Linked DNA regions of Mus musculus: region 2 is linked to region 1. Evidence: chromatin loops called from intact Hi-C (ENCODE). Cell type or tissue: left cerebral cortex. All regions are shown on one strand. Each heading gives the region's core, and the rest is flanking DNA. Links, peaks and the distances in the headings are about the cores only.

The links. A loop is a pair of places that touch in the nucleus more often than their neighbours do. Peaks named below come from ENCODE experiments on the same cell type or tissue, not always from the same donor. Only the 100,000 strongest peaks of a DNase experiment are listed, where the experiment ranks them.
Region 2: a loop joins it to region 1, with 2.3 times the contacts of the local background. A loop is called at or near these places in 2 of 42 quality-filtered maps.

Annotation. Positions count from the first base shown.
Region 1 is chr10:130,451,803-130,457,203 of GRCm38, reverse strand. It overlaps Vmn2r86 (vomeronasal 2, receptor 86), which reads left to right and starts at 1,310. Exons shown (of 6, transcript NM_001103365.1): 1 at 1,310-1,515; 2 at 3,386-3,668; 3 at 4,063-4,866. The coding sequence starts at 1,310. In left cerebral cortex, for the core only: no CTCF peak of the experiment used is centred there; no DNase peak of the experiment used is centred there.
Region 2 is chr10:130,392,506-130,397,906 of GRCm38, reverse strand. It overlaps Vmn2r84 (vomeronasal 2, receptor 84), which reads left to right and starts at 3,666. Exons shown (of 6, transcript NM_001081448.1): 1 at 3,666-3,871. The coding sequence starts at 3,666. In left cerebral cortex, for the core only: no CTCF peak of the experiment used is centred there; no DNase peak of the experiment used is centred there.

The DNA of each region.
Region 1 (5,401 bases), core at 112-5,111:
ATTTGATGTGGAATTACCATCCAGTATACAAAAACTATAGGATATCACAACAAGACACTCAATTTATCCAATATATAGGTCTCCAAAATACTGAAGAAATGTAAACTGATAAAGTCATAATTCAACAAATGTATGAAACAAATGTATATTCATAGTAACTAAGATAGTACAATAAACTCCATAACAAGATTCTATTATAAGCCAGTGACATACCTACCATTCCAAAAATGGAGTTAAAGACTCCACTTAAGTCAGTGTGAATATTATAGGCAGAAATATAAGGTAGTTCAAAGAATTACAAATCAAATTCAATGCTCCATGGGTTTAACTCATTGTAATGTAACCAAGTTACACAAATTAGCATAACAGACAAACACTTGTGTTGTTGCAATGTAATGCAAGGCAGCACTATTTCAAAACAAATACCAACTAGACATGAATGAAAAATATAAGGTATATACTAACATTAGCAATAGAATTCTCTCTCACAAATGACACCTAAATTCTTGTTCCCAAACTTCTTAATGAGGTGCGAACAAACATCAAGCAAAGAAATGTTTCACCAAATGGCCCTGACTGTCAGGCAAGAGATTAGCATAATAACTCAGTGAATGTCTGGAAAGGTACTGATATTAGGTTGCGTGTTGAGTCTTCATAATTCCAGGCACTTTTGGATTTTGCATAATGACATATTCTCAAAATGACAGGAATAACAGGAAGTTTGAGGAGATTTTGTAAACGTGACTGGCAAACAATAATATATGGACAACAGAGAGAAAGTTCAACTCCTGGCTTCATGTTTAATGTGAGACTGCCCTTCCCTATGCTAGACGATGGAAGAAATAATACTTCATGATTAAACATAAAGTTTGAATGACACCTAACATTTACAACCTTCTCAACTCTTGTCTTATCATGGAAGCGCTGATGAAATCCATTGTTTTCATACATATGACTGTTGACACATGGTCTGGTCCAAGGTGTCCAGGAGAAGATTGTCCTTGGGATTTATGCAATGTACATTAATGAAATCATGCCATCTGAGGATGGAAACCATGATGTCCAAAATATAAACAGAAATGTGTTGATCAAAAGTTTTCAGACCTCAGATGTAGAGCTTGAGGCCAGAATTTTCTGTATGTATCCAGGGAGCATGACATAGGATGAATGGAAAGGAACTGTTGAATATAATTAAGTGGATCTCCAGACAGCAGTATCCTTAAAACAGACACATAGGTCTACATATGTGTGATATTTGTCTCCATAATAAATGGACTTCACAACTGCTCCATCTTAGATTCTAGCACACATGAAGAAAATGTGTGCTTTAACTATTTCATTTTTGCTTCTGAAGTTTTCTCTCCTTTTGTGTTGTTTGAAAGAACCCATTTGCTTTTGGAGGATAAAAAGTAGTGAATATAATGATGGAGATTTGCAAAGTGAGTGTGGTTATTTCCTTTGGACAATGAAGAAACTTATGAAAGATGATTTTTATAATGTAAGGTTGGATTTTAGGTAAGTCATTAACTTTATTTCCTTTGTCAATGTCAATAATTAGAAATATTTAGCCATGTACACAAACTGTGTGTTCTGTCCTGTTTCACCCCCTGTAACTTTAGGAACCACTGAAAATTAATTATTACATCAATCACTATTTTAATACTTTCAAATGTTGACAGTTTAGTTTAGTTTTAATACATTGTTCTCCAGTTCACAATGCTGGACAATGACATAATCTGTATTCTGTGAAGTGTTATCATTTGTGGCTGCAGTTTACGAATGAAGTAGTGTTGAAATTGTTCAGATTAGGCTAACCAATATGCCTGGGACTTCTTTTTTTCATAAACTAATGTTTCTTATGCTTTTCTGCCTTTCCCTCTCATTCCATCTCTTATTTAATTTTCATGTCTTAGGGATTAAAAGAATACATTTTTCAATTGGTAGTCAGAGAACACTGTATACTTTGATAGTGATGGTTGCTTCACATTATTACTTTTCTGTGTTAGGTGTGTAGGAATTTTATTTCTGATGTATTCTGCATTTTCCCACACCTCATTGGAAAAGTAGTGGAAATTCTCATTGGTGACAATTTTATAAGACATAATAAATTTTAAAATTATAAGTATATGAACGGTGTCATACACCATTCTGGATTAGAAGAAAAACTTAGTGTCCACCACTTAATTGAAAAATGCAAATTTCAGCATTAGAGCATGTTTGGTGTTTTTACTCCTGATGAGATATAATAGCTAATAGTAACAGATAAACTGCCAATCATGCCTGGCAGATGAACACATTTATTATAGAGAGAAAATCTCTTTGCTCAAGTATCATTTAAAGGATCTCAAAGAAGTAGGAAGACTGAGGTTTTAAAAGAAATCTGATAATTTTTTTACAAAATGACGTAGTAACAACACACTAAAAGGTAACATTATTAACTTAAAATTATTATGTTGTTTGATGGTATTAACAGTTGAAAATATTAAAAGCATGTTCTAAAACCATCATGGAAATATTATTCATAATTTTCTTACTGTGAATGAAATAAGCATTTTCTTAATGATTCGCTTTAAGAGTTTTTGCTATTTGGAAATAAGTAAAATATTCTTACCAATAAAACAATTTCTCTCTGAGAAACACTGATAATCTTTTTAAAGTAAACTCATTGTTAGACAATGTACACAGGTATATAATGTGTTTTGAAAACTCTCACATTATGTCATGTGGTGTCATATAAGAGCTTTTGAATATGTTTCTTAATGATTTGCATTTAAAAAAGTTGTGCTGTTTTACTATGCTTAATTCCCAAAGAATATTTTGTATGATTTGAAACAATTTAGTACTCAACATTAGATATAAGATTCTCAGTAATGGACATTATTAAATACACATTAATGATATTTTTAGGTACAAAAGGATATGAATATAAAAGTTAAATAAAATTTATATTTATTATTTGATTCTGAAAATACTCAATATTATTAAGATGTTTGATTCATAAATTGCATTTAAATAACAAAATAATTAAGGAGAATCTGTTATGTATTTCATATATAGTTTAAGTCAGCTTTTCCATGTATCTGTGGAATTAAAACTCCAAGGTTTTTTTATAGCAGTCTTACTCAGTAGGACTGTAATCTAGTTCAAGGATGGCATTGAGAGATAAAACAAACTTTATTGATTTTCACGATTACAAAACTTATCATATAGTAGTGCCCCATAACTATGAATTCTTAAAATGTATTCTGCTCTAACGATCTCTAATATATGAGGCTAATTTCAAGATATCTAGATAGAAGTTAGCATGTCTCATTCTACAAACTTTACTGCAATGAACTTTTATATTTCAAACATCTTCCTTAATCATCACTATGCCTTGTTTTAGAATACCAGCAAGTGAATATGAGTTTGTTCTGGTAATGTTTTTTGCTACTGATGAGATCAACAAGAATCCTGATCTTTTACCAAACACCTCTTTGGTATTCTCTGTCATGGCTGGTAAATGTCAAGATTCATTGGGAAATCTGGACATACAATATATGCTAATAAATGACAGTCTGAATTATGTTAATTATGTCTGTGACATAGATGATTCATGTGCCATAGGCCTTACAGGACCATCATGGAAAACATCCTTAAAACTGGCAATTGATTCTTGGACACCAACGGTAAGATTATGTGACACTGAATGAGTTAAGAATATTAAATTACATTTACAGGTACCTACAAGAAAAAATGGACAGCATGAATTTATGAGTGTGCTGCCAAACACACACACACACACACACACACACACACACACACACACACACACACAGAGACACATTATATATATAATCATATCATAGATGTACTGCTCAAATACTGTGTTCTAGGAAATTCATACTTGTCAGGAATAGCCTAGAATCTAATAGGAATAATACATGATACTTATAGAATATTCTTACAATTCTTAACAGGAGTTCTTAAAGGTGGGTAGCATTAATTATATATATAATTCCAAATATCCTAATAATCATATATCTCATGTGGATGTTACATTTTCTCTTCTACATCATTTAGGTTTTCTTTGGACCATTTAATCCTAACCTGAGTGACCATGACCGTTTTCCCAATGTCCATCAGATAGCCACCAAGGACACACATTTGTCCCATGGCATGGTCTCCTTGATGCTTCATTTTAGATGGACTTGGATAGGACTGGTCATCTCAGATGATGACCAGGGTATTCAGCTTCATTCAGATTTAAGAGAAGAAAGCCAAAGGCATGGTATTTGTTTAGCTTTTGTGAATGTGATCCCAGAAACCATGAAGATATACATGACAAGGGGTAATATGTATGATAAACAAATTATGACATCTTCAGCAAAGGTTGTTATCATTTATGGTGAAATGAACTCTACACTAGAAATTAGCTTTAGAAGATGGGTATATTTAGGTGCTCGGAGGATCTGGATCACAACCTCACAATGGGATGTTATCACAAATAAAAAAGATTTCAGCCTTGATCTCTTCCATGGTACTGTCACTTTTGCACACCACAAAGGTTGGATTGCTAAATTTAAGAATTTTATGCAAACAATGAACACTTCCAAATACCCAATAAACATTTCTCAGTCAATACTGAGGTGGAATTATTTTAATTGTTCAGTCTCTAAGAACAGCATTAAAATGGATCATTTCACATGCAAAAACCCATTAGAATTGACAGCACTGCACAACTATGACATGGCCCTGAGTGATGAAGGTTACAATTTGTATAATGCTGTTTATGCTGTGGCCCACACCTACCATGAACACATTCTTCATCAAGTAGAGTCTCAAAAAATGGTGGAAGACAAAGGAAAGTATACAGAATGTCAGCAGGTAAAGTTTCTTACATTTCATTATGATTAGATATATCAATGTGATCTTTTATGTTTTATTAGATATTTTCTTCATTTACATTTCAAATACTATCCCCAAAGCCACCAAAACCCTCTCCCTGCCCTGCTCTGCAATCCACCCACTCCTGCTTCCTGACCCTGGCATTCCCCTGTACTGGGGCATATGATCTTTACAATACCAAGGGCCACTCCTTCCACCAATGGCCAATCAGGCCATCCTCTACTACATATGCAACTAGAGACACAGCTCTGGGGGTACTGGTTAGTTTATATCATTGTTCCTCTTATAGGGTTACAGACCCCTTTAGCTCCTTGGGTTCTTTCTCTAGCTTCTTCATTAGGGTTTCTGCACTTTATCCAATAGATGACTGTGAGTAATCACTTCTGTATTGGCGAAGCATTGGCATAGACTCACAAGAGAGAGCTATATCAAGTTCCTGTCAGCAAAATCTTTCTGGCATATGCAATAGTGTCTAGGTTTGGTGGTTGTATATGGGATGAATCCCTGGGTGGGG
Region 2 (5,401 bases), core at 263-5,262, 59 kb after region 1:
TATTTGCTGGTCCTTTGAGTTGAAAATCTTCATTCTCATCCACCCCTATTATCCGTAGGTTTGGTCTTCTCATTGTGTCCTGGTTTTCCTGGATATTTTGAGTTAGGATCTTTTTGCATTTTCCATTTTCTTTGATTGTTGTGCCGATGTTCTCTATGGAATCTTCTGCACCTGATATTCTCTCTTCTATCTCTTGTATTCTGTTGCTGATGCTCAAATCTATGTTTCCAGATTTCTTTCCTAGGGTTTTTATCTCCAGTGTTGCCTCACTTTGAGTTTTCTTTATTGTGTCTACTTCCCTTTTTAGGTCTAGTATGGTTTTGTTCATTTCCATCACCTATTTGGATGTGTTTTCCTCTTTTTCTGTAAGGACTTCTACCTGTTTGATTGTGTTTTCCTGTTTTTCTTTAAGGACTTGTAACTCTTTAGCAATGTTCTCCTGTATTTCTTTGAGTTATTAAAGTCCTTTTTGATGTCCTCTACCATCATCATGAGATATGCTTTTAAATCTGGGTCTAGGTTTTCGGGTGTGTTGGGGTGCCCTGGACTGGGCAAAGTGGGAGTGTTGGGTTCTGATGATGGTGAGTGGTCTTGGTTCCTGTTAGTAAGATTCCTACATTTACCTTTCGCCATCTGGTAATCTCTGGAGTTATTTGTTATAGTTGACTCTGTTTAGAGATTGTTCTTCTGGTGATTCTGTTACCGTCTATCAGCAGACCTGGGAGACAGACTCTCTCCTCTGAGTTTCAGTGCTCAGAGCACTCTCTGCTGGCAAGCTCTCCTCTTACAGGGAAGGTGTGCCGATATCTTGTGTGTGGACCTCCTCCTGGCCGAAGAAGAAGGCCCCAAACAGGACCTTTCCCAGAAGCTGTGTTGCTTTGGCAGGTCCCAGAAGCTGTCCAGTTCTGTGGTGCACCCTCTCACCTGTTCAGACTGAAGCTGAGGGCTTCTGAGCCAGGCGGACACCTGTCCTCTGGTCGGGACGGTGGCCAGCTGTCTGCGGCCCGAAAAGGGTGCTGCCTCAGTGGCTCTCTGGCTCCGCCTGTCCCAGAAGCTGTTCGGTTTTGTGGTGCCGCTCGTCTCTTCTTAATCACTGCTAATTTCTTAGCTCCAGCTAACCAGCATCAATTGTCCAAGTAGTTCCTTCTATTATTCATTCTAAAGCCAGAGCCACATGGCTGAAACTGCAGTGTTCTGCTGCTGGCAGGAGATGGAACATGGCCTCCTTGTTCTATTACATTACCACCAGCTTTCTTTTCTCTAACTCCTTCACTACCTAAATTGGCTGTTCTGGATCTTGCTGTGTAGATTGATCTAGAATACAGAGATCAGCATCCCAGTCTCTGGAGATTAAGGTATATCACCATGCCTGGATCTAAATTTAGCTGGGTAGGATCTTGCCCCAAAGTCCCACTCCCTTAATCTGTTTATCCTAAAACATAAGATTTTGCTCCATTTCACTTCCTGGAACCCCTTTAATACTCGAACCATATCTTTTATATTTTTCCTTTCTAAACTTGCTATGCTTGTTTAAACTTCTCTTTATAAGACTTAACCAGAGAACAAAGTCTCTGTTGAGCTTTTTTGAAACTTCCTTTATTAGTGCAATTAATCTGAGTCTCTTCACCTTAGCCCCAGGCAGACTTTTCAGACAAGGGCAAAAGTAGCCACATTCTTCACCAAAATACCACAAAACAGTCTTTATACCACATTCTGAAATTCTTCTCCTTTGAAATCACTTGGGCCAGGTCAATAGAGTTCAAATACCTCCTAGCAACTAAGTCTTCCATATTCCTACTAGGATGACCCATTAAGCCCCATTTAAAGCATTCCACTGCTTTCCAAATCCAAAGTTCCAAAATCCACATTCTTTCAAATAAAAGCATTGTCAGGCCTATCACAGCAATACCCCAGTCCCTGGTAGTAACTTCTGTCTTAGTTGGGGTTTTACTGCTGTGAACAGACACCATGATCAAGGCAAGTCTTATAAAAAACATTTAATTGGAACTGGCTTACAGGTTCAGAGGTTCAGTCCATTATCTTCAAGGCAGGAGCATGCCATAGGCAGAGTTGAGAGTTCTATGTCTTCCTCCAAAGGCTGCTAGTGGAAGACTGACTTCCAGGCAACTAGGGTGAGGATCTTATGCCCACACTCACAGAGACACACCTACTCTAACCGGATCACACCTTTTCCAACAAGGCCACACCTCCAAATGGTGCCACTCCCTGGTCCAAGAATATACAAACCATCACAGTAGTTCAATAGCAGTCACAATGGAGAGAAGAGTCAGCTTCCATGCACATTCCTAATTCATTTGATGTGGAATTATTGTCCAGTATACAAAAACTATAGGATATCACAACAAGACACTCAATTTATCCAATCTATAGGTTTCCAAAAGTACTGAAAAAAATGCAAACTGATAAAGTCATAATTCAACAAATGTATGAAACAAATGTATATTCATAGTAACTAAGATAGTACAATAAACTCCATAACAAGATTTTATTATAAGCCAGTGACATACCAACCATTTCAAAAATGGAGTTAAAGACTCCATTTAAGGCAGTGTGAATATTATAGGCAGAAATATAAGGTAGTTCAAAGAATTACAAATCAAATTCAATGCTCCATCTATTTTACTCATTGTAATGTAACCAAGTTACATAAATTAGCATAACAGACAAACACTTGTGTTGTTGCAATGTAATGCAATACAGCACTATTTCAAAACAAATACCAGCTAGATATGATTGAAAAATATAAAGTATATGCTAACATTAGCAATAGAATTCTCTCTCACAAATGACACTTAAATTCTTTCCTTTGATCATCATATATGAAATTGTTCTCAAACTTCTTAATGAGGTATGAACAAACATCAAGCAAAGAAATGTTTCACCAAATGGCACTGACTGCCAGGCATTGATTATCAGGCAAGAGATCAGCATAATAACTCAGTGAATGTCTGGAAAGGAACTGATATTAGACAGGTTGCGTATTGAGTCTTCATAATTCCAGGCTCTTTTGGATTTTGCATAGTGACATATTCTCAAAATGACAGGAATAACAGGAAGTTTGAGGAGATTTTGTAAACGTGACTGGCAAACAATATATGGACAACAGAGAGAAAGTTCAACCCTCTCTCCATGTTTAATGTGAGACTTCCCTTCCCTACACTAGACAATGGAAGACATAATGTTCCCTGATTAAATTCAATGTTTGAATGATATCTAACATTTACGACCTTCTCAACTCTTGTCTTATCATGGAAGCTCTGATGAAATCCATTGTTTTCATACATATGGCTGTTGACACATGGTCTGGTCCAAGGTGTCCAGGAGAAGATTGTCCTTGGGGTTTATGCAATGTACATGAATGAAATCATACCATCTGAGGATGGAAACCATGATGTCCAAAATATGTTTTCAGAAATGTGTTGATCAATAGTTTTCAGACCTCAGATGTAGAGCTTGAGGCCAGAATTTTCCCTATGTATCCAGGGACCATTACATAATATGAATGGAAAGGAATTGTTGAATATAATTAAGTGGATCTCCAGACAGCAGTAGCCTTAAAACAGACACATAGGTCTACATATGTGTGATATTTGTCTCCATAAGAAATGGATTTCACAATTACTCCATCTTAGATTTTAGCACACATGAAGAAAATGTGTGCTTTAACTATTTCATTTTTGCTTCTGAAGTTTTCTCTCATCTTGTGTTGTTTGAAAGAACCCATTTGCTTTTGGAGGATAAAAAGTAGTGAATATAATGATGGAAATTTGCAAAGTGAGTGTGGTTATTTCGTTTGGACAATGAAGAAACTTATGAAAGATGATTTTTATAATGTATGGTTGGATTTTAGGTAAGTCATTAACTTTATTTCCTTTGTCAATGTTAATAATTAGAAATATTTAGCTGTGTACACAAACTGTGGGTTCTGTACTGTTCCACTCCCTGTAACTTTGGGAGCCACTGAAAATTAATTATTACCTCAATCACTATTTTAATACTTTCAAATGTGTCACAGTTTAGTTTAGTTTTAATTCAGTGTTCTCCAGTTCACAGTGCTGGACAATGAGATAGGATGGATTCTGTGAAGTATTATCATTTGTGGCTGCAGTTTATGAATGAAGTAGTGTTGAAATCGTTCAGCTTAGGCTAATCAATGTGCTTGGAACTTCTTTCTTTCATAAACCAAGGTTTCCTGTGCTTTTCTGCCTCTGCCTCTCATTCCATCTCTTATTTAATTTTCATGTCTTAGGGATTAAAATAATACATTTTTCAATTGGTAGCCAGAGAACACAGTACATTTTGATAGTGATGGTTGCTTCACATTATTATTTTTCTGTGTTAGGTGTGTAGGAATTTTATTTCTGATGTATTTTGCATTTTCCCACACCTCATTGGAAAAGTAGTGGAAATTCTCATTGGTGACAATTTTATAAGCCATAATAAGTTTTAAAATTATAAATATATGAATTGTGTCATACATCATTCTGGATTAGAGGAAAAACTTAGTGCCCAACACTTAGTTGAAAAATGCAAATTTCAGCATTAGAGCATGTTTGGTGTTTTTACTCCTGATGAGATGTAATAGCTAATAGTAACAGATGAACTGCCAATCATGCCTGGCAGATGAACACATTTATTATAGAGAGAAGATCTCTTTGCTCAGATATCATTTAAAGGATCTCAAAGAAGTAGGAAGACTGAGGTGTTAAAAGAAATCTGATAATTTTTTACAAAATGACATATTAACAACACACTAAAAGGTAACATTATTAACTTAAAATTATTTTGCTGTTTGATGGTATTAACAGTTGAAAATATTAAAAGCATGTTCTACAAACATCATGGAAATATTATTCCTAATTTTCTTACTGTGACTGAAATTAGCATTTTCTTAAAGTTTCGCTTTAAGAGTTTTTGCTATTTGGAAATACGTAAAATATTCTTACCGATAAAATAATTTCTCTCTGAGAAACACTGATAATCTTTTTAAAGTAAACTCATTGTTAGACAATGTACACAGGTATATAATGTGTTTTGAAAATTCTCACATTATGTCATATGGTATCATATAAGAGGTTTTGAATATATTTCTTAATGATTCACTTTTTAAAATTTTGTGTTGTTTTACTATGCCTAATTCCCAAAGAATATTTTGTATGATTTGAAACAATTTAGTACTCAATATTAGATATAAGATCCTCAATAATGGATATTATTAAATACACATTAATGATATTTTTAGGTACAAAAGGATATGATAATAGTAGTTGAACAAAATTTAGATTTATTATTTGATTCTGAAAATATTCAATATTATTAAGATGTTTGATTCATAAATTGCATTTAAATAACAAAATATTAAGGAGAATCTGTTATGTAT